3 separate regions of the Homo sapiens genome follow, and all the other regions are linked to region 1. A link is a loop called in an ENCODE intact Hi-C map of the cell type or tissue named here. Cell type or tissue: Calu3. All regions are shown on one strand. Links, peaks and the distances in the headings refer to the core of each region. The heading gives the core; the rest is flanking DNA.

The links. Peaks named below come from ENCODE experiments on the same cell type or tissue, not always from the same donor. Only the 100,000 strongest peaks of a DNase experiment are listed, where the experiment ranks them.
Region 2: a loop joins it to region 1, with 5 times the contacts of the local background. A loop is called at or near these places in 1 of 110 quality-filtered maps.
Region 3: a loop joins it to region 1, with 2.0 times the contacts of the local background. A loop is called at or near these places in 1 of 110 quality-filtered maps.

What each region holds. Positions count from the first base shown.
Region 1 is chr10:31,348,895-31,357,550 of GRCh38, reverse strand. All of the region lies in intron 1 of ZEB1 (zinc finger E-box binding homeobox 1), which reads right to left. Among named protein-coding and RNA genes, the nearest start is that of ZEB1, 34 kb to the right of the region's middle. In Calu3, for the core only: no CTCF peak of the experiment used is centred there; a DNase peak (open chromatin) is centred at 3,770.
Region 2 is chr10:31,410,758-31,419,413 of GRCh38, reverse strand. The region is part of intron 1 of ZEB1 (zinc finger E-box binding homeobox 1); the gene reads right to left. Among named protein-coding and RNA genes, the nearest start is that of ZEB1, 96 kb to the right of the region's middle. In Calu3, for the core only: no CTCF peak of the experiment used is centred there; no DNase peak of the experiment used is centred there.
Region 3 is chr10:31,480,647-31,489,302 of GRCh38, reverse strand. All of the region lies in intron 2 of ZEB1 (zinc finger E-box binding homeobox 1), which reads right to left. Among named protein-coding and RNA genes, the nearest start is that of ZEB1, 170 kb to the right of the region's middle. In Calu3, for the core only: no CTCF peak of the experiment used is centred there; no DNase peak of the experiment used is centred there.

The DNA of each region.
Region 1 (8,656 bases), core at 2,239-6,238:
GTTATTCAATCTTAGTGTACCAATATGACCTCTTCTTGATCATCAGTATAAAAAATTATGCTTTTAGTCTAGTAATGCTTTCAGGGGCCCATGATGTACTCAGATCGCTATGTTCTTATAGCCTGATTTTGCTCCAATATCAACTGTCTCTTGTTCCTGCTGTACTCTGCTCACAACAGTTTCAGAGAACCACTACACTCTCATCTACAGTTCATTGGTTCTCTACGCCCTGTGCATTCTCATCCTACTCTGAGTTCCCAGTTATACACACGCAGATGGCTGAAGTTGCTAGAAGTATGTTCTGAAGCATATGAAAATTATTCTCAGGACAGTGAATTTCTTTTTGAACTTAGTTTAAAAATATAACCTAGATAACTAGTTTTGTACTTCTTTTAAAAAGTATCTCATTTATGCCTTCCCTTCCTCCCTTCTTTTGGCATTCACTTTTCCTAGAAATACTTTTGACCTCTTACTTTTAAATAGATATTGAAGATTTCTATATGGTCAAGGCTATAAAACAACAGCCTATGGGCCAAATATATTTAACAGGTCGATTTTGCCCTGTAGAGTTATTGTCACAGAGTATCTTAAAAACACCTAAATTAATTACCAACTAATTTACATAAAAATCTGTATTTTAGGATCCTTTGGAAAAACTGAAATATTGGGTAACAATCAGCCTGAATACTCCCATGATCACCATCAGATGGAGCAGAATATTAGCTGTCCCTCTACTCAGTTAGATGAGCACAAATTCTCTAAAGCCCCAGTCTCATTATTATTTCCCTAAATGGCCTAATTCTTTATAGTTAAGGCCCGTATAGGTAGTTGACTATGGTATCCCTGATACAACAGGCTAGTAACAGCCATAGGTACATGAAAGAAATAAGATTGGTTAAGAAAGTACAGAAGTTCATAAGGAATTCTGTGAAGTCTGTTTCCAAAATGTTTCCTCCGGCATCTTTTAATTTAACCAGCAGTCTATCTCTAGAGCCAATGATCCAGCAATAAATTCTCTGAATAATCATGAAAAAAGTGTTTCTTAATAGAAAGCTATTTGAAACAAAAGGGTTAAATTCTTCATGTAAGTTTCAATCAATCAACCAATAGGAAAATCCTAAAGAGTCACCTTCCAAATCTGATATTCATTAATAAGTGGTGTAAACAAGATGACCTGCACTATATATATATATATATACACATCATATATGTCCAAAATTACTTATGTGTTTTATGTATAAATCAGGAAGTCAAATTATCTTTTAAAACTAAGTTCTCCCTATACTCCCTATATTAGTTAATGAAGTCAAACAATAACAAGAATTAGCACAATTCAAAAATTATTTTTTAAGGAACGATGTTTTCTAAATTATATTTATAATATAGTCACTTCCTCCTAACATTAAGTACAAGTTACCTGAAAGTATTTTAGAGATAATCTTATAATCAGATTCTATAGGTGGAACAATAACAATACTATTAATAGTTTTACATTTCTGTCAAATACAAGGCTTTGTTCACATCCCAAATTTCAAATCTATTCCCTTCTCTCCAGCTCCACTGCTGTAACCATCATCTCCAACCTGGCCTACCGAAATAGCATCTAACAACAATGCTTCTATATATACTATAGTCAGACTCATGATTTTCAAATGAAAAATTTAATCATGGCATACCCCGATGCTTAAAACCTTTCCATGGTTTCCCAATATCCCTTAGGATATAGGTCAAAAAATCCTGAAGAATGCATAATCTCTTTCCTACATTCTTCTCTACATTTACTTATCCTTCTTTTCAACGCTCACACTGGAATCTTTTCAGTTCTTCCTTTTACTTTTGTAGATGCTATTTCTGTTGCCTGCAATGTTCCATCCTAACCCTTCTCCTAATTCCTAGGCTTAAGCTAACTCATGCTGATTCTTCCAATCTCAGCCCAAAAGTTATTTCTCATGTCCTACCCTCAGTTCACATTCAACACTCCCCCACCATCCCAGAGCAGGTTAAGTCCGCCTGTTATATTCTTTCCTATCATCTTACAATTTCTCCCTTAATGCTCATCTTAGTTATAATTATTTGTTTAGTTCCAAAGCTGCTGGTTTCGTGAGGACATGGAAAGATATCTGTCTTGTTTACTGTGTTACACTATCATTTAACACAATGACTGGCAAGAATAGCATTTAATAAATATTTGTTGAATAAATGAGTCTCATTAAATCAAACCCACAGATAAATGAATTATTGTTGAAAATGCAGCATAGTATACAGCACAAATATCTGGAAGTCCTGAAGACCTGGTTCATGATTCCAGGTGGACTACTTGCTGTATGACTTTAGGGCTCAAACACCCAGATTCTTTACCTTAATAAGAATATTATCCAATGCCTGCTCTGTCTTCCTTAAACAGCTGCTGAGAGAAAAAAAGGAATAATTTACTTTCTCAACTCTTAAAGCACATTTTTTTCACAGTAACATTTTTCAAATCAATAGGAGTCTTACCAAAGATATCAAAAGAACTTTTAATAACAAAGGAGATACTATACAAAATACTATAATGCTTTGTATTACACCCACGTGTATTATTGTATCTCTGTGTGAACTTAGACATGACTAAGAATTTACCTTCTGTTCACTTATCAGCATCAACAGAACTATGCACAGCTAAATTTTAACTTAATTTGAAATCCCTAAATTACCTCTTAAAATGTCTTTTAAAGATCACTATAATGCAGCATTGAAACAAAAAGTTATTATACATGCAGAACTTTCTGTGACATGTGGCTGAATTATGTTTAATGAAGGTTTCACAAGTGATAATTCTGAGCAGATACCAAATATCTGGCTGTTAAAGTCTTCTGGATGACTTTCAAGAGAAGTTATTTAACTTCTAGTGAAATGTAATATAATTAGTAAAAAAATTTTAATTAAATAGGAAATGGAAACCTCGCCAAAGTAATTCCTGGACATGGCTCAGAACGACACTATCAATCCTAAAAGTGTTAAAGATCAGGAAGAGCAGCATTTGCTACAGTGCCTATGGCCCAAAGGAATTCAGAATAATCCTTAGAAAAATTCTCCTCCTCCCCCAAGAAAAGTGTTTTATTTTTCCAAAAAGAGACATTAAAAAGTTGTTATGAAATCAAAGAATGTGCCTTACAATTGATGAGCTTTTAGAATCGAGAAAATATAGTAATATGCATGAACATATTCTTTAAATTAACTGCTATACAAACAGGTAATTTTAAAGGTGCCCACTTTGTGCTAAGTACAAAAAAAGTGCTTTATATAAAACTTAAAAGCTTCTCCCAAAGTCACTTATAAAGTCAGTGTTTGAAAATGAAAAGATGAAATGGGATTCCAATATCATTGTTTCAGAAGAAATAAAATGTTCCCCCTAACGCTGAACAGACAGACTTGACAAAACTAAATCCACTTCTTTTGCTCTGTTCCCACTTTAAGCACTGCCCACATAATTCATAACACTGTCATTTGTTAAATTCTTTAAAATATTCTGAGAAACTAATTCTAATATCTAATCACTAGCATCCAAAAGTTCTTTGTGTCTATCCTCATTCTTTCAATTATTATATTCAATGTAATATTTCACTTGATTTTGTATTTTGCTGATACTGTTTTAAGCAATATTCACCTCAGTCTTATCTTCAAGAACAAATCAGGACATGTGCTTTCAGTTAATCTTCTGTAAGTAGTAGTACTGGTTTTCTGTGACTCCTTCTCCTGGTGACCAAAACTATGTATTGCCAATATGACAGGTTGGTGGTGCTGGTGACTAATGAGACTAAAACCAACAAAGCTGACTCATAATCAAACCTTTGACTGTGACTATTCAGTACCTGTTTTAAAATATTTTATCTCTATTCCTTCTTTAGAAATGATCATTGGAAAATTATCTCTTTAGACTTCTTTCTCTGATTCAGTATCTTAATCTCTTTGGCTAGGTACTTGTCAATTTGATCATAAACAAATTCTGGAATTGACCTAAAAAGATGGCTTAGGAAAGCTGTAAGATTTTTCTGCAAAATAGAAGGTAGAACAGAATGTAGAACTATGGCAAATAGCCACTTGTTTCTACCAATTAGTAGCTCATTACATTGTGAGTAGCCTATATACAGTGGTTTATAAAGAATTCTAGCATTAGACAGATGCTTGTATTAGAAGATCTATAAATTATGTTAATGTTATAAACTTTATTCAGATTGGAACTATTGAACTATCTTGGTAAGACAAAGACTTTAGATGAATTATGATTTATCTTTAAAACATACCTTTAAGTATTATAATCACAAATATAAAAATTAAACATGAGGGACATGGGAAAAGAAACAGGATGGGAGTAATGGAATTTCCAGCACTACGCTGTGTACTTCCAAATTATCTCACTTAACTGTCAATCCTGTGAGGTTGATACTACTACTGTCATACAGATGAGAAGACAGTGGCTGATAGCTCTTAAGTGACCCTAGTGTAAATCCAGTGGTCAAATCCATGTGTGCTTGACTATACCAGTTTCTGAAATGTGGTAATGGCAAATACCCATGCTCAGCAAAAACTGCACTTCCTTGTGGTAGTTTGCATTTCCATAGATGGCTGCAACAATACATCCCAAACCATTTGCTCTTCTACAGTGTAATCTTGCTACTCCATCTTTAACAAATGAAGCCTATTTCTCTTCCTGTTGATCTGGGCTGGCCTTGTGACTTGTTTTGATCAACAGAATGGGCAGAAGTAATGCTAAGTAACTTCTAAATATGGCCCTTTAAAAGGCTGCAGCTTCTTTGCCCTTGGAACATTTCTTTTTGGAATCCAGCTACCATGTTGTAAGCAAGCCCAACTAACTTCACAGAGAGGCACACTTAAGGAGAGCTGAGGCACCCAGGCCACCCCCAACTGTGCTCCACGCCAGCAGCCTGCATCCACTGCCAGCTATGTAAGTGAGGCCACTGTGGACTGCCCTCTTTCCTAGCACCCCAGCCAAGACCACACAAAGCAGAAGACTCACTCAGTCAACTCTCAAAATTATGAGAAATAATGAATTACTGTTGTTTTAAGCCATTAAACTTTGGGGTGGCTTGTCATGCAGCTACTAATGAAGTGAAACACTCACCATCTTCCTTAGAAATGTATTTCAACAATGCCAGTGTTGGCACTAGAAGGGCCAATAAGAAGCCAAATTTTTGTTTTTTTGTGACTACCGAAATAGAATTATGGAAAATCACAGTAACGCTTAAATTTCAATAATTACTAAAAGTTACACTCATTTTACATTGAAAAACAACATGGTTCAGCACTTAAAATCACAATGTTTCATAAAATCACAATGACTTTGGATAAATTTAATACTGAGTGAAACACTAAGTCTTATGAAAATAAGGGCAACGCTTAAAAGTTTGAAAAAGAAAGGCAAATAGGTAACAGAATAAAGTCTGATTATATCAAAATAAAGCTCATATATTTGATTTGTATCCTATGTATTATGAATTATATGCTTTACATGTATTATATAGCCTATGTATTATGATTATGGGCTATATAAAGAATTAGTATACAGTAAAACATACTACATTGAATTTTACTAAACATAATGTTTTGTCTTATTTAGAAACTTCTTTAAAGATAAACATTGTATTTGGTGAAGTATCAGTATACCAGCAAAATACTACTTCATAAAAATTTCCAGTTGACAGAAGTCTGGATTACAGTCCGTTGCCTTATTTTAAATTTCTGTTATACAACTGTAAAAGTCTTGTTATACCATGAAATATGCTGAATACATGCAGACTTAAAGGAATATTTTTAGATAACCTCTGAAGGATATCAGATAATTTATTACAAAAATAAGGATTAGTTAATTTATGAAGGATAAACATAATTTCCAGTAGTGACATTATCAAAGAAGATTATTGTGCTAGAAAGACAATTGCCCTGACCCAATAAAAGAGTCTCTTATGATTTAAACAGCAGAGAGAAAATAATCTAGCGTAATTCCAATTTTGGTGCTATAATAAAAGGTAGGAAAAAAAGGAAGTCCACATAAATACCTAATACAGTCTTCATAATTCTTAGAAAATAAAGAATTCTAAAATAGCAAGTAAAGAATTTTGAAAATTCTATGCTTATCAGACTGATGCTGAAAAGTTATTTAGTCTAGTAAAAAAGCATTTCTGAAAAAACTAGAAAAAATAAATGATTTACTCAATTTTAAAACTTAATTTTGTTTTGACGCAGACACTACGAAAGATTCTATATCCAGAAATAAAATCCTATTTTGCTAAAAAGAGATTTCCAGAGCAACTGTACCGTAAGAGTAAGGTCTAGCAATTTACAACTACTATATTTCTTTTCAGTTGCTACTAGAAAATATACATTCAAGACAGATTCTTAATTCTCTTCCATGACTCCAGATACTCAGCTAACACTGAGGTTGAAACTATGCCCAAGTCCCTGCATATTCACACAAGGTTGCTATTTGGCTGCAAAGGAGCCTTTTACAAGAGAGAAAGTGAACATAATGGGGGAGAAGGGAACTGAAGAGAAAGAAAAAGCTGCTTTTGTGCCATATGAATTATTTATTCAGTCAAGCAATGAACTCACTACTTCTAACTCTAACAATTTATCAGAGAACTCTAAATAGTGAACTCAAAGGCTTAGTTTGAAAATTATCACTATTCAGCCAAGCTGTAATTTTTTCCACTTGAAAATGTTTTTAAAACATAAATTGTATTTTATCCAGTAATTTCAATTTCCAATTTATAAATTTTATAATCAGAGCCAAAGTGTTAATTTTTAAAACAGACCCAAAAAAAACCCCAGATAATAACTTTCATCACAGGCTATTAGGAATTAACAAACTACTCATTTTTTGTTATTCTTAGTTTAGGAAGCTAATTATAGACATGTCAATTCATGAAACCTTAAATTATTACTATTTGTGTTCAACTGATAACCAAGTATCTTAAACTAGTTCAAGAAAACCTTTATTCATCTGGTGAGTGCTGTTGAGATTTATTTTACCAAAGTCTCCATGAGGTAGTCCTGGTTCTTGATCAGTATAGACAGACTAGACTCAGATTTCTCCTACAATCAGTAATGATGTTTAGTTGCCTAAATTATTAATAGAGATTAAATCACTTTGGAATAAGAATAGAGATAAGGTACTTGCTTCTTGAAAAGAGAAATAATCAGGTCCAATCTGTGCCCAAATGGCCTTTTCTTACATATCAAAGATAATGCAGAATTTTTGCCACCTTTCTCATCATAAAATAATTTACTTAAAAAATATGAATATAATAGAGAGACCACACATTTATGGTCAATTGATTTTCAATAAAGATGCCAAGAACACACAATGGGGAAAAAACAGTCTCCTCAATAAATGGTGTTGGGAAAACTGAATGTCCCCATGCAGAAGAATGAAATTAGACCCTCATCTCACATCATTTACGAAAATCAACTCAAAATTGATTAAATACTTAAACATGAAACCCGACACTATAAAACTCCTACAAGAAAACATAGGGAAAAAGCTCTCTGACACTGGTATGGGCAATGACTTTCTAAATATGACCCTAAAAGTATAGGCAACAAAAACAAAAATAGACAAATAGGATTACATCAAACTAAAAATTTCTGCTCAGCAAATAAAACAATCAAGAGTGAAGAGACAACCTGCAGAATGGGAGAAAATATTTGAAAACACACCATACAACTGATAAGACATTAGTATCCAAAACATGTAAAAAGCTAAAGCAACTAAATAGCAAGAAAATAAATAAACCTAATAAAAAAACAGCAAAGGGTGCAGACATTTCATAAGGGATGACATACAAATTGCCAACAGGTATATGAAATAGTGCTCAGCATGACTAATCATCAGGGAAATGCAAATTAAAACCCAATGAGAGACTACCTCACACCTGTTAGAATGGTGATTATCAAAAAGATGAAACAGAACAAGTGCTGATGAGGATGCAGAGAGAAGGAAACCCCTGTACGCTGTTGCTGGGAATGTAAATTGGTACAGCCACTATGGAAAACAGTATGGAGGGTCCTCAAAAACTAACATTGGAGCTATCATATGATCCACCAGTCTCACCAATAGTTATAAATACAAAAGAAATGAAATCAGTGTGTTGATGAGGTATCTGTACTCCCCTGTTCATTTCAGCATTATTCGTAAGAGCCAGGATATGGAATCAACCTAAGTATCCATCAACAGATGAACTGATAGAGAGAATGTAGTATACGCACACAACAGAATACTATTCTTCCTTCAAAGAGAAGAAAATCCTGTCAGTTGCAACGACACGGATGAACCTGGAGGACATTATAATAAGTGAAATAAGCTAAGGCACAGAAAGAGAAATGCCAATGATCTCACTTATACGTGGAATCTAAAACAGTCTAAATCATGGAAGCAGAGAGTAGAATGGTGGTAACCAGAGGCTGGGGTGTAGAAGGGGTGGGGAAATGTTGGTCAAAGGATACAAAATTTCATCTAAACAGGAGGAATAAATTCAAGAGATCCATGGTAAATCATAGGCCTACAGTTAATATACTGTACACCTGAAAATTGTGAAGAGTAGATTTTAGGTGTTCTCACAACAAAAAGTATGTGAGGTAATGCATATGTTAATTAGCT
Region 2 (8,656 bases), core at 2,141-6,140, 62 kb before region 1:
TTCCACTATTCAAAACCTTTTGATGATTTTTTCATTACACTGAGGATAAAATCGAAATCCCTAACTTGGCTGTCCATAATCTGGGTTCTACCTCCCTCTCCGGCTTTACTGCTGCCACAAACCTTATCCCCCCAGGGCATTCATGCATGTTACAGCCTCTGCCTACACCACTGTCTACCACCAGCTCATTGTTCAGATCTCCACTTAAGTTTCTATCTAAATGTCATTTCTTTACAGATCTCTCAATGTAAGTGACCTCTTCTGTACAGCATTTATCTCACAGCTTATAGTTACAGGATTACTTTCTAATATCCATCTCTGGCATTATACTGGAAACTCCATGAGGTCAGGGATTGTGTCTATTTTGCTCAGAGAAACATTACTAGTACTAAGAATACAGGATGAGCATACCTTATCCAAAATCCTTGAGAAAAGAAGTGTTTGGATATCAGATTTTTTTTTGAATATGTACATTATACTTACTGGTTCAGCATCCCTAGTCTGAAAATCTGAAATCTAAAAATGTTCCACTGAGCATTTCCTTTGAGCATCATATTGGCACTCAACAAGTTTCAGATTTTGGAGCATTTCAGATTTGGGACGCTCAACCTGTATACACATTTTTGTTGAATAGATGAAAGTAAATTCCTAGGAGCCTACTCAATCACAAAGGGTGAAACCTATTGCTACTACCAGTCAGAACACAAAGCCCCAGTTAGTAACATGATGTGACTCTAGAACACAATTCCTAACCTCAGTAGAGTACAGAGAGAAGCAAGCAACCAAGGAAACTAACACTTCTACCACCCCACCAAAACGCACAGCAAAATAAACCTTAAACAACATCAAAACCAAACTAGTTCTGTTTTTATTTTTTAAATATTGAGCTAAAGTTAAAATTTTAAAATTCTTAAGAATTCTACTGTTAAGAAAATAAAGGTTTTAAAAAATCACTGATTTAAAATCCTTTAAGACCTGGCTCCTGGCATTCTTCTGCAGCTCAAAGACTGTGCCTATATCCCCCCATCCACTCCGTCCAAACAAATCTACATTCTGGCCTTGGAAAATGACTTCTTCCAACTCCCCTTGGTGTTTTGTTTTGTTTTTGCCACTGGGTATTTGTTCATATTCCCCTTGCAGGAATCCTCCTGCTCTTGTCTGCTGCTTGCCTCTGTTTAGCCATCCCTTCCTCTCAGAGGTGGCGCTGGCATTCCTACATGGGAAGGTTTAGGGTGGCACTCTTTAGGGAGTGCATGCTGGATATTTGACTTCCAGGTGTATTCCCATAGCAAACACACACTGTTACTTTGTTTCATTTGGTATAATTTAGGAGACTGAAGGAGATTATCAGGCACTAAAATTTCCTAATTCCCTCCTTGGTGCAGAGGCTGCTTCTACTAAAAAAGTTTGCTTGACACTCCTAGAAGAGACTAGGTACTCTATACTCTTGTATTTACCTGTATTCAAGAACTTATACTATATTAGGGATGTCTGTCAACCTATCTTTCCCACTAGACTATAAGCAGGCTGAGAGAATAGACTGTCTTTTCATGATTGTAGTCCAGAAATCCAGCAAAATGCCTGGAACATAGTAGATGTTCAATTTTTTTTTTTACTGAATCAAGCACTTTATGAAACCCTATTATGTTCAAAGTACCATATTGGGTGTTCAGAATGAGGAACAGAGATACTGCCTGGTTAAAAATATGAAATGCAAAATATTTAAAATAGCTTAAAATAAACAAAACATCAGGAAATATGGAAGACAGTAAATATTAGAAACTTCTATTAACCAGCATTCCTACAAATCTAAATTTCTAAGTAGAACACCTTATATATCACCGAAGAAGCACTAAATACATTACAATATATTTTCTTATGGTGTGAACTTTTACTGAATAAAGAGTGCTTAGTGTTGTTAAGACAGTATGTGATAAGCCACTCATTAACCAGAATACGCAATTTCCTCTAGATACTCTCAGGATCCAGAATAAAAAGAATGATCCAAGTCAGATGACTACACCAACCTAAACCTCACACCTCACAGGGTAGTTTTAGCTATGATTTTTAAAATTTTAAGGAGGAGAAGGAGTACATCCTTGAAGAGGAAAGATGATGCACTAGGACAAGAAGTGGGAACAGACACACATTGTGCTAAGAATGAATGTTACCATAAGGAGACTGGCATGAAAGAACAAGAATAAGTGAGATTTGGAGAACTCTAAATTTTTAGGCTGAGTTTAGTTTAGATTTGATAACCAACTGGGGACTATAAGTCCTAGCCTGGGGATGGAAAATATACAAATATTGTTTAAATAAATTGTTGGCACATTGTAGGTCCTCAAAGGTCTGCTGAATAAATAAGTTCATGACTAAATGTATTTGAGCAGTGCAAGACTGAGGCATGGTTCTCAGCATGGATGCTGATGTGGTAAACCAGGTATAAAAAGATGAGAGCCAGGGACTAGGGTAGCAGCTATAGAACTGGACAATAATGGTTTTGTAAGTATTCTAACAGCCCAAGTTTTTGCACTGAAGCTCATTTCATTAATCAGAGCAATGCTACCAATAAAAACTTTGGGGGCTTTTATGGTATGATCAAGAAGATGTTTGATGAAAGCGTTTAATTTGGTAAATATGTGCCCATGTTTTTGAGTCATTGGATTAAATACAAAATGTGCAACTGAATTTATTCCTTCTATGCGCTTCTATTTTTCTCTCTGGTGCTCTAAAACAGGACTTAGGTACATTGTAATATCTTTATAAAGCACTTTGATATCTTTAGTCAAATGGCATATTTTAAATTTTGCTTCAATATCTAATAGGAAGAATGACTAAAGAGTTGAGGATTCACATTCCACATTTTACACAAAAACCTACATAATAGTCTTGCACCACACTAATTAAAATGGAAGACCAGAAATGTTGTCTTCCATTTAATCGTTTGGTTCAAGACCATTATGTAGGTAATTGTGAGCTTATGACAAGACTGGAAAATATACATCAGCACAACATCATCTGAGGGTAAGAAATAAATTAGTATTTTATTCTGCTTTGCATTAAAGTAGTAAGCCATAAAAAATGAAAATGCTTAACATTCAATTATATCAATAGCTTAGAAGTCTACAGCACACAAAAAATTAGGAACTCACTTATAAATATATTTAGAACTAAATCGTCTTTCCTAAAGTATGAAGTATTAAATCATAATCAAGAACACCAAAAATAGTCACGATAGTCTTTGTAACTATATGTTAGTATTAAACAACACTTCATATTTGAAATCTGAAAAAAAATCACTTCTTAGATAATCACACTTCTACACAGGGCAAAACTGTAACTGAGAAAATAATTTCAAATGTTTCAACCATTTTTATACCAGCAAAGATAAGAAGACTAATAAGATATTAGTATTTACAACTAAGATTATTAGAAATAATTCCAGTCTCAATTAACAATTAGATATCCCATGTTCTAACGCTCTCTTAAATTTTTGGATGTCAACCTGGACAGCTCTTAAAACACTGGAGAAATTCTGAGTAACTTTTTTATTATTGTATTACAATGAAAGAGAAATCAACCATTTTTGCCAAGAATCAGCTATAAAGTATTATGAAACAAAATAACCAATCAATATTAGTGTTTCTAGATTGCCCTTTAGAAGGCAAAAAAGACAACAAATATCCCAAATACAGATTTTGCTTTCAAATGAAGTTTTCCCTTTATATATATTTAGAACAATCCTTTCGAACTGTATTTATAAAACTGATGAAGGTATGTTAAAGCAGAGCAAATGATAAAAGTCTATGTATGCCAGAAACCAATTACATAACTGAAAAATATCTGATAATTTAAACAAGTCCAATAAGATTTTTTTTTAAATTATAATTTTTTTAAAAGTATAGAAGAATCTTTTACTTGAGAAAAATTAGAAAACGAACATGGTCGAAAAGACTTTAAAATATATGTGATTCCACCACCCATAGATAATGGCTTCTCCCAAAACCTTACCACCACACACACAGGATCAAAGAGATATTTTTCTATACTCGTGATTAGTAGAAGTAGTAGTAGTAATAGTTGCAGCAGCATCAACAGCAGCAGCTAGAATTCTTAGGGTATCATCCTTGCTTAATGTAGACAGTAAAGGGGCTATATATTTTACTAGCACTGTACCATCTTTGCACAGAAATCCTGTTCTCTCTCTGTCGAACAGTTAATTCTATTGAAAACATAGACTTTATATTCCAAAGGGAAACCTTAAAGGCATGGCATTCTACCATCAGCAGTGCCTAGCAGATGAAAGTTCTTTGTAACGTAAGAAGATGGAGGTGGGCAAAGTGGATTGTAAAATGATTTTGAACAAGCAACAATGTACAACTGATAATTTGAATTGAATGAAATCTATGATTCCTGGTTCTCAATAACCTTCTGTGAGTGAGTCTGATCCCTTCATGTTGTTTCAGTTTTAATCTATAATCAATGATTAAGTTTTACAAAGTATGAACAATGCTTTTATCATTCTTTGAGATTTGTGTGCTTTATTTAAATCAAAAATATGGTTTATAATGCTATTTATAACCAAGTGAGGACTGAATTTGACTTTGCTGAGGGAATTTGCAAAACAGAAAGGAGACAGTTATGACAGGTAAAGGGTTTAGCAGAAATATCATGAAGTGTCCACTATGATGCTACACAGAACAGGATATCATGATCAGACATTCTGTAATGAGTTACCATAGGTAGAAATGTGAAAATATCAACTCACAACCTCTAAAATCACTGAGTCATCAATGCAGATACAGAATTAGAGATTGTGCCTTAGTTGAGAAGTAAATTTCATAACTAAAATTAGAACTATAATCAGTTGCATGTAGTAGCCCCTCTAATTTTCAAATTTATTTTAAAGTATTTATGTTTTTATAGGAGCTACATAAGATAGTGATGCATTTGTTATGCTCCAATTAACCTTTTAACAAAACAACTAAAGAGAAAACACCTGACAATCAATTTCATGAGGACAAATTTATAAAACTGTAATCCAGTGTATACATACAAACCAAAAATTTTGGCAAACACCACAATGCATTTAATTTTTTTCATTAAATTACTACCTATTCAGTAGAGTTATTATTACCAGTTGAGAAGATAGAAAAAACAAGTAACATGTACAATTAAAGCTCAACTATTATGTGCCATGCACTATGTTGTGTGCTTTTACACATTAACTTATTGAATTCTGAAAATGGCAATATTGTTTTATTAACTCCATGTTATATATGAAAAAACTAAGGTCAGAGAGATAAAGCAACTTGCAAAAGATTGTACCTATGATTAAAAAGGGTAAAAGGAAACGATAAGTCAAAAATGATTCCGAATTTGCTAGTGCTTGGATGTGCCATCAAGAGGAGAAGGCAATTTGGAAGGGGCGGTCTTTGCAGGGCTGACAGGAAAAGAGGGGCTTGTGGCTATGGACAAGCTCTAATGCATGAGCAGGAAACCAACAGAGCTGTTTAGGGTCAGTTAGAAACACAGATTGGCAGAAAGACCAAGAAATTTTCCCTTTTTTATCAAGTTAATCGCTATGAAATTATAAAAATGTTTAGCCTATAAACAAAATTAAATTGTACTAAATTGCAGTCTTAAAGATACAGACTGTATCTATATTCTTAATAGTCAATATTTTTTATGAGTAGCCCTATTTAGAGATCATATTTTTCTCTTTCAAACTTTTTGCCCTGAAGGAAAACCACTAAATGCCTCTTGGTGGACTCTGCTATCAGTGAGCTCACCAGCCTGTATCAGCTTACTCCTTATCTTTCATATCTGTTTGTCTCATTCCTTTTTAACAAATCTGTTCAGTTCCTTTGTCCAATAGGTTTTGCTTTCTATTTCTACACCACTACCAGTCTACGACCAACTACCAGTGTTTCTCTCCCTCTCTATCTGCAATGACACATTCCCTTCCTTTTTCACTGAAGCTTATCAAAAGCAATTTCTCCCATCATCTACACAATACCTAAAACTCCATCTCCTGTGAAAAGTTTCCCTAGGCTAAAGAAAAAAATGCATTTTTTGCTAGACTATTCTGGCAGATACAAGGGCTTATTACCTAAGAAGCCCAAAAGGCACTTACCACTTTATCAGTATATTCTTTGATTTACGCTACTTGTTTAGTTGCTTGCAGATCCTTCTATATGTCTATACTAATGTTGTATGTTTTAGGCATCTGGTGAACAGATATTATATTTACTTCATTTTTACAGTTAATATCTTGTAATAATGTCATGCAAATGAGGTGTAGAACTAATGCTTCTAATGCTGATTTTCCATATAACCTAAGTATATAATCAATCTTGTGATTTTGGATTAAGATAAATGAAAATCATTTTGTCCATCGATTCTATGGCATTTAAAAATTCCTAAATATATGAGTCTTTAAAAATTGTCTGTTTGCCAGACAAGCAATTGCAGGGTAAGTCAGCTGGCTTTATATAGGGCCTCTCTCTCTCAGTTAGTTATACTTCGAGGATACAGGAGAGTTTTACCACCTTCGCTGGATGAATAACAATACTCCCTGCTTAAACTTTCAGCCAGATGCTTTCTGATATCTGTTGGTATTCTTTACACATCCAGGAGAAACTTTCTGAAAAGCTTATTACACTTTGGACTGAAACCAAGGAAATAAAAAACCAAGCCAATGAGTCCATAGCATTCTATAAGCAGTCTTAAAGAGGTGTGCTTTATCCCATCAATGATAGGCTGGATTAAGAAAATGTGGCACATATACACCATGGAATACTATGCAGCCATAAAAAAGGATGAATTGACGTCCTCTGTAGGGACATGGATGAAGCTGGACACCATCATTCTCAGCAAACTATCACAAGGACAGAAAACCAAACACCGCATGTTCTCACTCATAGGTAGGAATTGAACAATGAGAACACTTGGACACAGGAAGGGGAACATCACACACCAGGGCCTGTCATGGGGTAGAGGGAGTGGGGAGGGATAGCATCAGGAGATATACCTAATGTAAATGATGAGTTAATGGGTGCAGCACACCAACATGGCCATTTATACATATGTAACAAACCTGCATGTTGTGCACACGTAGCCTAGAACTTAAAGTATAATAATAAAAAAAGAGGTGTATTTTATCAATTTTAAAACAAATTCTACAAGTGACATCATAATTTAAAAATTAGTATTCCCTTCTCATTTAGTTTATAAAAGTTAGTTCTCTATTATATGTGTAAAAAAGAGAGGAAAATAAGATATTTTGTAAAAGTAGGACATACTTTCACTAAATCTGCAAAGAAATAAGTAATGTTGTAAATATTTCTCTGCATCCTTTTTACAATTGTGCTCCTGAAAAAATGTTTTAGTCTATATCAGGTGGTTTAAACATAATGAATTCTGGTTGAGATCGTGAAATGGAATTACAAATTTTCAAAAAAAATCTTGTATCGACACATTCAAGTTTGCAAGAATCCTTATGAACTTAAGCAATTCCCTCCCCAACCCCAGTTATTCCACAGTTTATTAGAATAAAAGGTAACTCTCAAATGAAATGATGTAAAAAATTTGGTTTTAGTTGGATTGTGCAGTAAACAAAATAAGCAAAACTTTAGAAAGAAAGAGACCCAGAAAAAGAGCCTAGGTTAGGGTGTCGATTTTAGTTCTTTCCTGCTTTCTCTTGTGGGAGAGAAATTTATAGCATTTAGTGCTATAAATTTCTCTCCTAATGCTGCTTTTTTTTTTTTTTTTTTGAGACGGAGTCTCGCTCTGTCGCCCAGGCCGGACTGCGGACTGCAGTGGCGCAATCTCGGCTCACTGCAAGCTCCGCTTCCCAGGTTCACGCCATTCTCCTGCATCAGCCTCCCGAGTAGCTGGGACTACAGGCGCCCGCCACCGCGCCCGGCTAATTTTTTTGTATTTTTAGTAGAGACGGGGTTTCACCTTGTTAGCCAGGATGGTCTCGATCTCCTGACCTCATGATCCACTCGCCTCGGCCTCCCAAAGTGCTGGGATTACAGGCGTGAGCTGCTTTAACTGTGTCCCAGAGATTCTGGTATGGTGTGTCTTTGTTCTCATTGTTATCAAAGAACTTATTTTTTTCTGCCTTAATTTAATTATTTACCCAGTAGTCATTCAGGAGCAGGTTGTTCAGTTTCCATGCAGTTGTGAGGTTGTGAGTGAGTTTCTTAATCCTGAGTTCTAATTTGATTGCACTGTGGTCTGATATACTGTTATGATTTCCGTTCTTTTGCATTTGCTGAGGAGTGTTTTACTTCCAACTATGTGGTTGATTTTAGAATAAGTGCATCACAATTAAAAGAACTAGAGAAGCAAGAGCAAACAAATTCAAAAGCTAGCAGACGACAAGAAATAACTAAGATCAGAGCACAACTGAAAAAGATAGAGACACGAAAAACCCTTTAAAATAATCAATGAATCCAGAAGCTGGTTTTTTGAAAAGATTAACAAAATAGATAGACTGCTAGCCAGACTAATAGAGAAGAATCAAACAGACACAATAAAAAATGATAAAGGGGATATCACCACTGATCCCACAGAAATACAAACTACCATCAGAGAATACTATAAACACCTCTATGCAAATAAACTAGAAAATCTAGGAAAAAATGAA
Region 3 (8,656 bases), core at 2,420-6,419, 130 kb before region 1:
TTAACCAGAAGAAAGCTAGCGTGATTATAGTAATATCAGACAAAGTAGACTTCAGTGATAAGAAAATTATCAGAGATCAAGAAAAACATTGCATAATGATAAGAGGGTCAATTTGCCAAGAAAACAGAGAGATCTTAAATGTGTATGCCTTTAACAACAGAGCTTTAAAATAAGCAAAGCAAAAATGAACAGAACAAAAAGTAGAGACAAATCTACAATATTCTTGCAGGCTTCTAATACTCCTCTTGCATTAACTGACAGAACAAGTAGACAAAAAATTAGCAAGGATATAGAAGAACCAGGCAACATTAACAACTAGATCCAAATAACATTTATAGATTTATAGAACACACCCCAATGACGAAATTCACATTCTTTTCAAATGTACACAAAATATTCATGTAGACACACCACTTCCAAGATCATAAAACAAAACAAATTTTAAAGGATTTAAATTCTATAAAGTATGTTCTATGATCATAATGACCAGATGTCAATAGGAAAAAGATAAGAAAATCTCCAAAACACTGGAAATTAATAAACTGATTTAGAGAGAATCTATGGATCAAAAAGGGAAATAAAAAACATCAAAATCTGTGGAGTGTCCCTAAAACACTGTATAGAGGGGAATTTATAGCATTAAATGCTTGTGCTAGAAAAGAAGGTCTCAGATCAAAATTCTGAATTGTGTATTAAAACAACAGTAAACAAGGAGCAAAATAAACCCAAAGCAAGCAGAAAGAAGTAATAAAAATCAAAAAGCAATAAAATTAAAAAAAAAAACAGTGAGACAAAAAGCTGGTTCTTTGTAAAGATCAATGCAATGGACAAAACTGTAGTAGGATCGGTAAGCAAAAAAAGAAGCCACAAATTGCTACTATCAGGAATGAAAAGAGAATACCACTGTAGAACCAGCAGATATTAGAAGGATATAAAGGAATGCTCTGAACAATTGTGTAAACATAAACCTAAAGAAGTGAAATAAGTAAATTCCTTGAAAATCAGACACTAAACACATCCAAGATGAATACAAAACCTGAATATTCCTGTAAATATTTTTAAATTGAATTAGAAAATCTTCCTCCTAAGCAAAACAAAACTCCAGGACCAACTTTCACTTGCAAATTTTATCAGATATTTAAAGAAGAAATAACACCAATTTAAATATTTTTTTTAAGGCCAGGATTATTCTAATACCAAAACCATAGGACAATAGTACGAAGAAAATAAAAGAAAAAGAAAAAGAAAAAAAATTATAGACTAACATACCTTATGAACATCGACACAAAAATCTTCAACAAAATATTAGCAATATACAAAAAGAAAATGATAAAGTGAGGCTTTTCAGAGAATAAAGCCTGATTCAATATTTGAAATTGATTAGTGCATTCCTCCATATTCACAGATTAAAGTAAAACCATATGATCATTTCAATTGATGCAGAAAAAGCATTTGAAAAAAAGCAACATTTATTCATGATGAAAACTTGCAGCGAACCAGGAATAGAAGGGAAGTTACTCAATTTGATAAAGCGTATCTACAAGAAACCTACAGTTAACATTACACTTAAAGGAGAAAGACTATGCTTTCTTCTCAAGATTAAGAAAAAGCCAAGAATGTCCGTTATCACCTCTCTTGATGTCTTGCAATAAGTCAATAAAAGAATTACAGGCATACACATTAGAAAGGAAGAAATAAAAATGTCCCTATTTGCAGAAAACAAGACTGTCTACATAGGCAATGAACTGGAAACCAAATTAAAAGAAAAAAACTTCAAGCCATTCACAGTTCTTATCTCCAAAGAAGAAATATATAGGTGTAAATTTAACAAACTATGTACATGATCTGTATTCTGAAATTATGAAACACTGATGTAAGAAAAAGAAAACCTAAATAAATGTAAACACACACCATGTTCATTAATTGGAAGACTCCTCAACACTTTAAGGAAGAAGTCAGTTCTCTCCAAATTGATCTGCATATTTAACACAAATCAAATCAAAATTTCAGCATGATTATTTTTAATATAAATAGATTATCTAAAATTTATATGAAAAGGCAAAGGAACTATAATAGCCAAAATGATTTTGAAAAATAAAATTAGAGAAATAACATCCTCCAATTTTAAGACTTACTATCAAGCTACAGTAATCAGGATTACGTGGTATTGGCAAAAGGATGGATGTACAGATCAACAGAATGGAACAAAGTCCAGAAACTGACCCACATAAATATAGACAATTAATTTCTGACAAAAATGCAAATATATTCAATAGAGAAAGAATAGTCTTTTCAACAAGCAGTATTGGCACAATTGGACATCCATATTGAAGAAATGAAACTTCACCTCAATCTAACATCTTATAAAAAAATTAGGTCAAAATACAACAAGCCCTAATAAAAAGGTGAAGAAAACAAAGAGAAAAACCTGATGATCTGGAGTTAAGCAGAGTTCCTGCACATGACACCAAGCATGATGAAAATCATGATCCATAAAAAGAAAAAGTGATAAACTAAATCTCAATTAAAACTTTTGTTCTGTGAAAGACTAGGATAAGAGAATGAAAAGACAAGCTACAGTAGTCTTTACTACAACTCTAAAGAACTCTCAAAATTTAATAAAATAAGTAACTCAACTAGAAAATACATGTATACATATGTAACAAACCTGCACATTGTGAACATGTACCCTAGAACTTAAAGTATAATTAAAAAAAGAAAAAAAAAACACTACAGAAAAAAAAGAAAAGAAAATACACAAAAGGTGTTAAGCAGACACTTCACTGAAGAGGACATAATAAACACATGATAAAATGTTTAACTTCATTAGCCATTAGGGGAATGCAAATGAAAACCAAACCTGTTATGAAAACACACCTATTAGAATGGTTAAAGTAAAAAATATCTGATAAAACAAAATGCCTGTGGCCATGTAGAGAAAGTGGATCATCTCTTATTTATTACTGGTGGGATGGTACAACCACTCTGGAAAAGTTTGGCAGTTTCTTGAAACATTAAATATATACAACATATTATGCAGCAATCACACTTCTAAATATTTACCCTAGAGAAATGAAAACTTAACTTCACCCCCCAAAACCTGTATACTAATGTTTACAGCAACTTTACTCATAATCTCCGTAAATTGGAAACAACCCAAATGTCCTTCCACTAATGAATGGATAAACTGTGGCACACCCATACAATGAAATACTACTCATTAATAAAAAGGATCAAACTATTGATACACGCAACAACTTGAATACATCTGAGTGAAATAGAAATGTTTCATATTGTATGCTGAGTGACACAGATTATGTTTCATGTTGTATGATTTCATTTTTATAACATTCTCAAGAAGAGAAAATGATAGCAAAAGATCACGGTTGCCAGGATTTGTGGTAGAATGAAAATGTGACTAAAAACGGGTAGCACGATAGTGCTCTGATGATGGAACTGTTCTGTGCCCTGATCGTCATGGTTGCTACATGAATACACTTATGTGTGTGTCTGTTTGTGTGTGTGTGTATTAAAGCTCAAATAAATGAATATCAAGTCAATTTTATAGTATGTTAATTAAAAAAATATTTCCTGAGGTCTTAACACTCAGAAAAAAAAAAGAAACTTACTTTTCTAGTTCTAGGTGCTAATTCTGTAAGTAGAAATCCAGAAGAATAGGAGTGTTTACAGATTTTTAAAACTATTTTAATGTTTTGGTCTCAGTTATTTGAAAGACCAACTGATAATAATACACAATAATGTTTTTGTATTTAATCAATCCACAAGTAGTACAGAAATCAGATCCAGAAATCTTATGAGTAGTTTTACTTTAGGAATAAAAAGAAATGAGGCAGTGGATAAGGGCAAACGCTTTAGAGTCAATTATTCCTAGGTGAAGACATTGGCTCTACTGGGTCCGTGAGTAGACTTTGGGGAGTGATACAACTCAGTTAGTCCTTAGTTTCCACATGTATACGACTAGAGCATTACATCACAGGATTGTTGTGAATACTGAGCTCTCGTTTAGCCCAATGCTTAGCACACTGCAAATGGCCATTATTAGGGATTCTATAAATATACAAATTGTTTTGAGACTCTTAAAATTATCTTTATTACATGTAGAATTTGAAGATCATCTTGTCTGAAACATTTTCACCTCAAATTAATTCATTAAATTTTAAGAGCAGGGTATAAATGGATTGACAATTATAGGAATGATTTAATTAATTAACTAATCCATTCATCCAATTCACTATTTGAGGATCCATCAGCCAGAAACTCTATAGATGTTGAAATACAAAATTGGAAAGACCACTAACATCAAAGAACAAAGGTTGGGGGAGAGAGAGACAGAGAATTACAACATCATTGCAAAAGTGCTGCAACAGAGATGTATGTCATTGGATTACATGATAACCTAATTACCATATTTTTTCTCTAAGTTGTTCTGAAGGAACTTATATAACAAACAGTGACATATTCTTATACAATAGTGATAATGAGTAAAATAATCTAAGGAAATAACATTCAATTTCAGTCATCTGTGTACCCTCATTATCATTCCTTTTCTGTCAGCCAGCAAGAAAAAAATATTCATTTACCGTAAAAACTAAGAATAACCAGCCCACATACAGTATAGGCTTGCTAAACATTTTGACCCTAATCAGTTAAGTAAAATATCCGAAGTCCTGAATCATCTGAGTGACTTATGATAGTACGGAAGTTAATGGCATAGTTTACAGACTCAGACCGCCTGGTTGAAATTACAGATAATAATTACTATCAGTGACTCTGGTAAATTACCTAATGTCTTTTGTACTTATTTTTTCTCATCCATAAAATAGGGCTAAGTAACCTGCTTCATTACAGTATTGCAAGGATTAGATTAATATATAAAACACAATTTAGAACATTACTTGACACAAACTGCTCAGTATAGTTATGATTATTAATATTAGCCAGTGGTTTATGAACTTGTGTGATTTTTTTTACATTGTGGTCTGCAGAATAAGGCATCCATGAAGATGTCCACATCCTAGTACTCTGACCCTGTGACTATATTACTTTAAATGGTGAAATGGACTTTGCAGATGTGATTAAAATTATGGACCTCAAGGTGGGGAGATTATCCTGGATTATTTGGGTGGGCCAGTTAATCACGAGCTCTTAAAAGTGAAAGAGAGTGAGGCAGGAGTGGAGATACGATATGAAACAAACTTGACCTGTTTTCCTGGCTTTAGAGAAAAGAAGTCACAAGCCAAGGAATGCAGGTACCCTCTAGAAGCTGGGAATGGCCTTCAGCCAGCAAGGAAATGGGGTCCTTGTATGATCAAAAGGATCTGACTATGCCACCATCTGAGGAAGAAAATGAATCTTCCCCATGAACTTACAGAAAGGAATACAACACTTAGATTTTAGCCCAGTGAGACCTGGGATGGACTCACAACCCACAGAGCCAAAAGAAAGTAAATTTGTGTTGTTTAAATCGTAAGTGTGTTGTCATTTGTTATGGCAGCAACAGAAAACCAATACAGGTGGTTAAATATTTATAGAACAGAGAGAAGAATGAAGATAACAGCAATCTGCCAGCTAGCTACAGATAAGATTGCCCTGCAGAGGTCAATATTTTTTTCTTTTTGCTGTTTTACTTTCATCAGATACTATGAATCTGAAAATCACCAGTAATGTAGTAATTACCGGATTCTACCTTATTGGAGGCCATGGGAAATTAAAAAGAATATATGATATGGTAACTTCTCTTAAGATGTTTCTATATGGATGGGCATTGATACTGACAGAATTACCTCTGCACTGCTCTATTATATGTATGGATATCATATTTAATGTATATGTATTTTTCTGTTGGACCTATAAGAAAAAAAGAATAGCATGCTTTGGAATCAAATAGACCTGGGTTTGAATCTTGGCTTTCCATTACTTAATGTACCATCTTGGCAAGATATTTAACCTGTCTGAGCCTCATTTTCCTTATTTTTAGAAAGGAGCCAACATCTATCTCACAGAGCTATTCTAAGTATGAAAATAAATAATATTTGGGAAAGCAATTAGCATTAGGTCTGTACAGGTACACTCAGTATTATTTTTCTTACCCAATATATGAAATGTGGGATTGCCACTGATTGTTAATTTATTGTGTCCAGCCTTCCCAGTCCTCCAGTGTTTTAGAGAAGAGGCATATTCTCTCAAACCCCAACCAGGCCTGAACAGAAAAGCCTAATGAAAGCAGAATTAGCCTGATTTATCCTTGCCCCTGAAGTTCAAGGTATCGCGACCAGGTCTGAAATGTGCGGAAGTAAGCTGGCACTCTGCAACATGGAGGCAGATCAGGAAAAGTACAAAAAACTTTCCTTTGGGGCAAGATATCTGACATTCTTTTAGGCTAACAGAATGGGACAAGAGTCAGAGATCTAGGAATGATCCTCTGACCTACTATGCACTTTGTAAACTGAATTATTATTATATTCCAATATTTTTCCTTTTGTTTTATTACTGCTTATTAAAATATTTTTGAAAATTCCAACTTTTTTCAGGTAATACATACTAACAAAGCCCAAGGAAAGGATTTTGCTTCATTTTGATCAGAAATTTTCAAAGTATCTCAATTTGAAAAATTTCAGACTTACAGAAAAGCTGTAAAAAATCAACATTCTTGTATACCCTTTAACCAGTATCCCCTAAAGAGAACATGACATAATCACAGCAGTGTTATGAAAGATATAAAATTAACATTATACAATGCTATTAACTTATCTAGGGACCTTATTTGCCCTTTTCCAGTTTCCCCACTAATAATCCTTTTTTTTTTTTTCTGGCCCAGGAGCCAATTTAGTATGCTACACTGTATCATGTGTCCATAACCTCCTGTAACCTCTACCAAAATTTGATAATCCAATCTGTTTGTCTTTGACAAGTTGCTTCTGTCTTTATTTGTATTTTATGACCTTGACATTGACACTTTTGAAGCGTACTGGGCACTGATTTTGTCATATGCCCCTCAACTTGGATTTCTCTGATGTTTTCTAATTATTAGATTGAGGTGATGTATTTTGAGCAAAAACAGAACTAAAGCAATAGGTGCCCTTGTCAATATACCACACTAGTGGCACATGGTATGTCACTATGTCTTATTACTGGTGATATTATCATCTGTAATTGATCATCTGGTTAAGGTGGTGCCTGCCAGGTTTATTTTTCCACACCAGTTGTGATGTTTCTCTTAGCAATTATTAATTATCTTCTGGGAAAATACTTCAAAATTATGCAAAAAATCTTTTTTCTCATGACACTTTCACCCACTTATTTTAATATCCATTGATAGTTCTTTTAAACAATTATTACCATGATATTTGCCTAATGGTGAGTCTCCATTTCCATATTTACTTATTAATTTATAATTGGATTTCTACTGTAAGGAAGACCTGTCCTTTCCCTCCCAGGTGTTTAAGTATTTATATCAATACAGATGGATGGATATTTCTTTTATTTTCTGGATTATAATAATGCTATCATTATTTATTTTGCTGCTAAAATTGCTCCAGAATTGGCTATTGGGAACTCCTTCAAGTTGGCTCCTGTGTTTTTTTGACATGCTCTCATCATTCATTCATTTAGTCATTCATTTTTTGAGATGGAGTCTTGCTAAGTTGCCCAGGTTGGTCTCAAACTCTTGGTCTCAAGCGATCCTCCTGCCTCAGCCTCCCGAGTAGTTGGGATTACAAAGCCTCCTGAGTAGCAGGGATTGCAGGTGCATGCCGCTGCACCTGAAATTTATTTTTACTTATTTATGTGTACTTACTATTCTAGGCTCATCTTCCATTTTCCCTGCCCTAGATATAGAATCAGCCATTTCTCCAAGGCGGCATAGTACCTTCTACTGGAGAATGGTATTTAAATCCTAGATCTGGGTATTATCTATGTTCACTACTACTGGGTGTCACTGCTTTCATGTCTTGTTAGTAGGCAGGGCTTGGAAATATATGTATGTACACTAACATACCCCATCTATATTTTCATATTTATCTGTTTTTATATATATTCAGAACCATAAGTTCATACTGATACTTCCAATTCCAACTGAACACCATAGCCCTGAACACACTAGCCTTTTATCTTACGGTGAGAAATCTGGGTCTTATTATCTGAAACATATTTACTTACTTGTTATATCCCAGTATACACTTAAGTAGTTTCAGAACAACCCAAATCTCTATGACAAATTTAATAACTGGAAGGAGAATGGAAACAGGGTAGTAGGCATAGGGGGAGGATTGATACTTCCCTGAGTACACCCTTTTGTAGAGCTTATTTATATAACTATGGCAATGTTTCCTATTCCCTCAAAAAATAAATAATTTAAATCATCCAGCAGATAGGGAGAATGAAAAATACAATACCAACAGTAATAAAACTATTATGAATGAGGTATGGAAAACAAGAAATTACCTAAGTAACTTTGGAAAATATTTTAAATGACTACCTATTATAAGGCTAATGACCAAAAGACCTATACACACTGTATTCTAGGTAGCAAATTTGTTTGATTGGTTTTTTAAAGAGGACAAAATGTACACCAAGGTTCAACATTGCAGGGAAAGCCTACACTCCTTCATTAGTGCCACCTCTGAATACTCAAGAT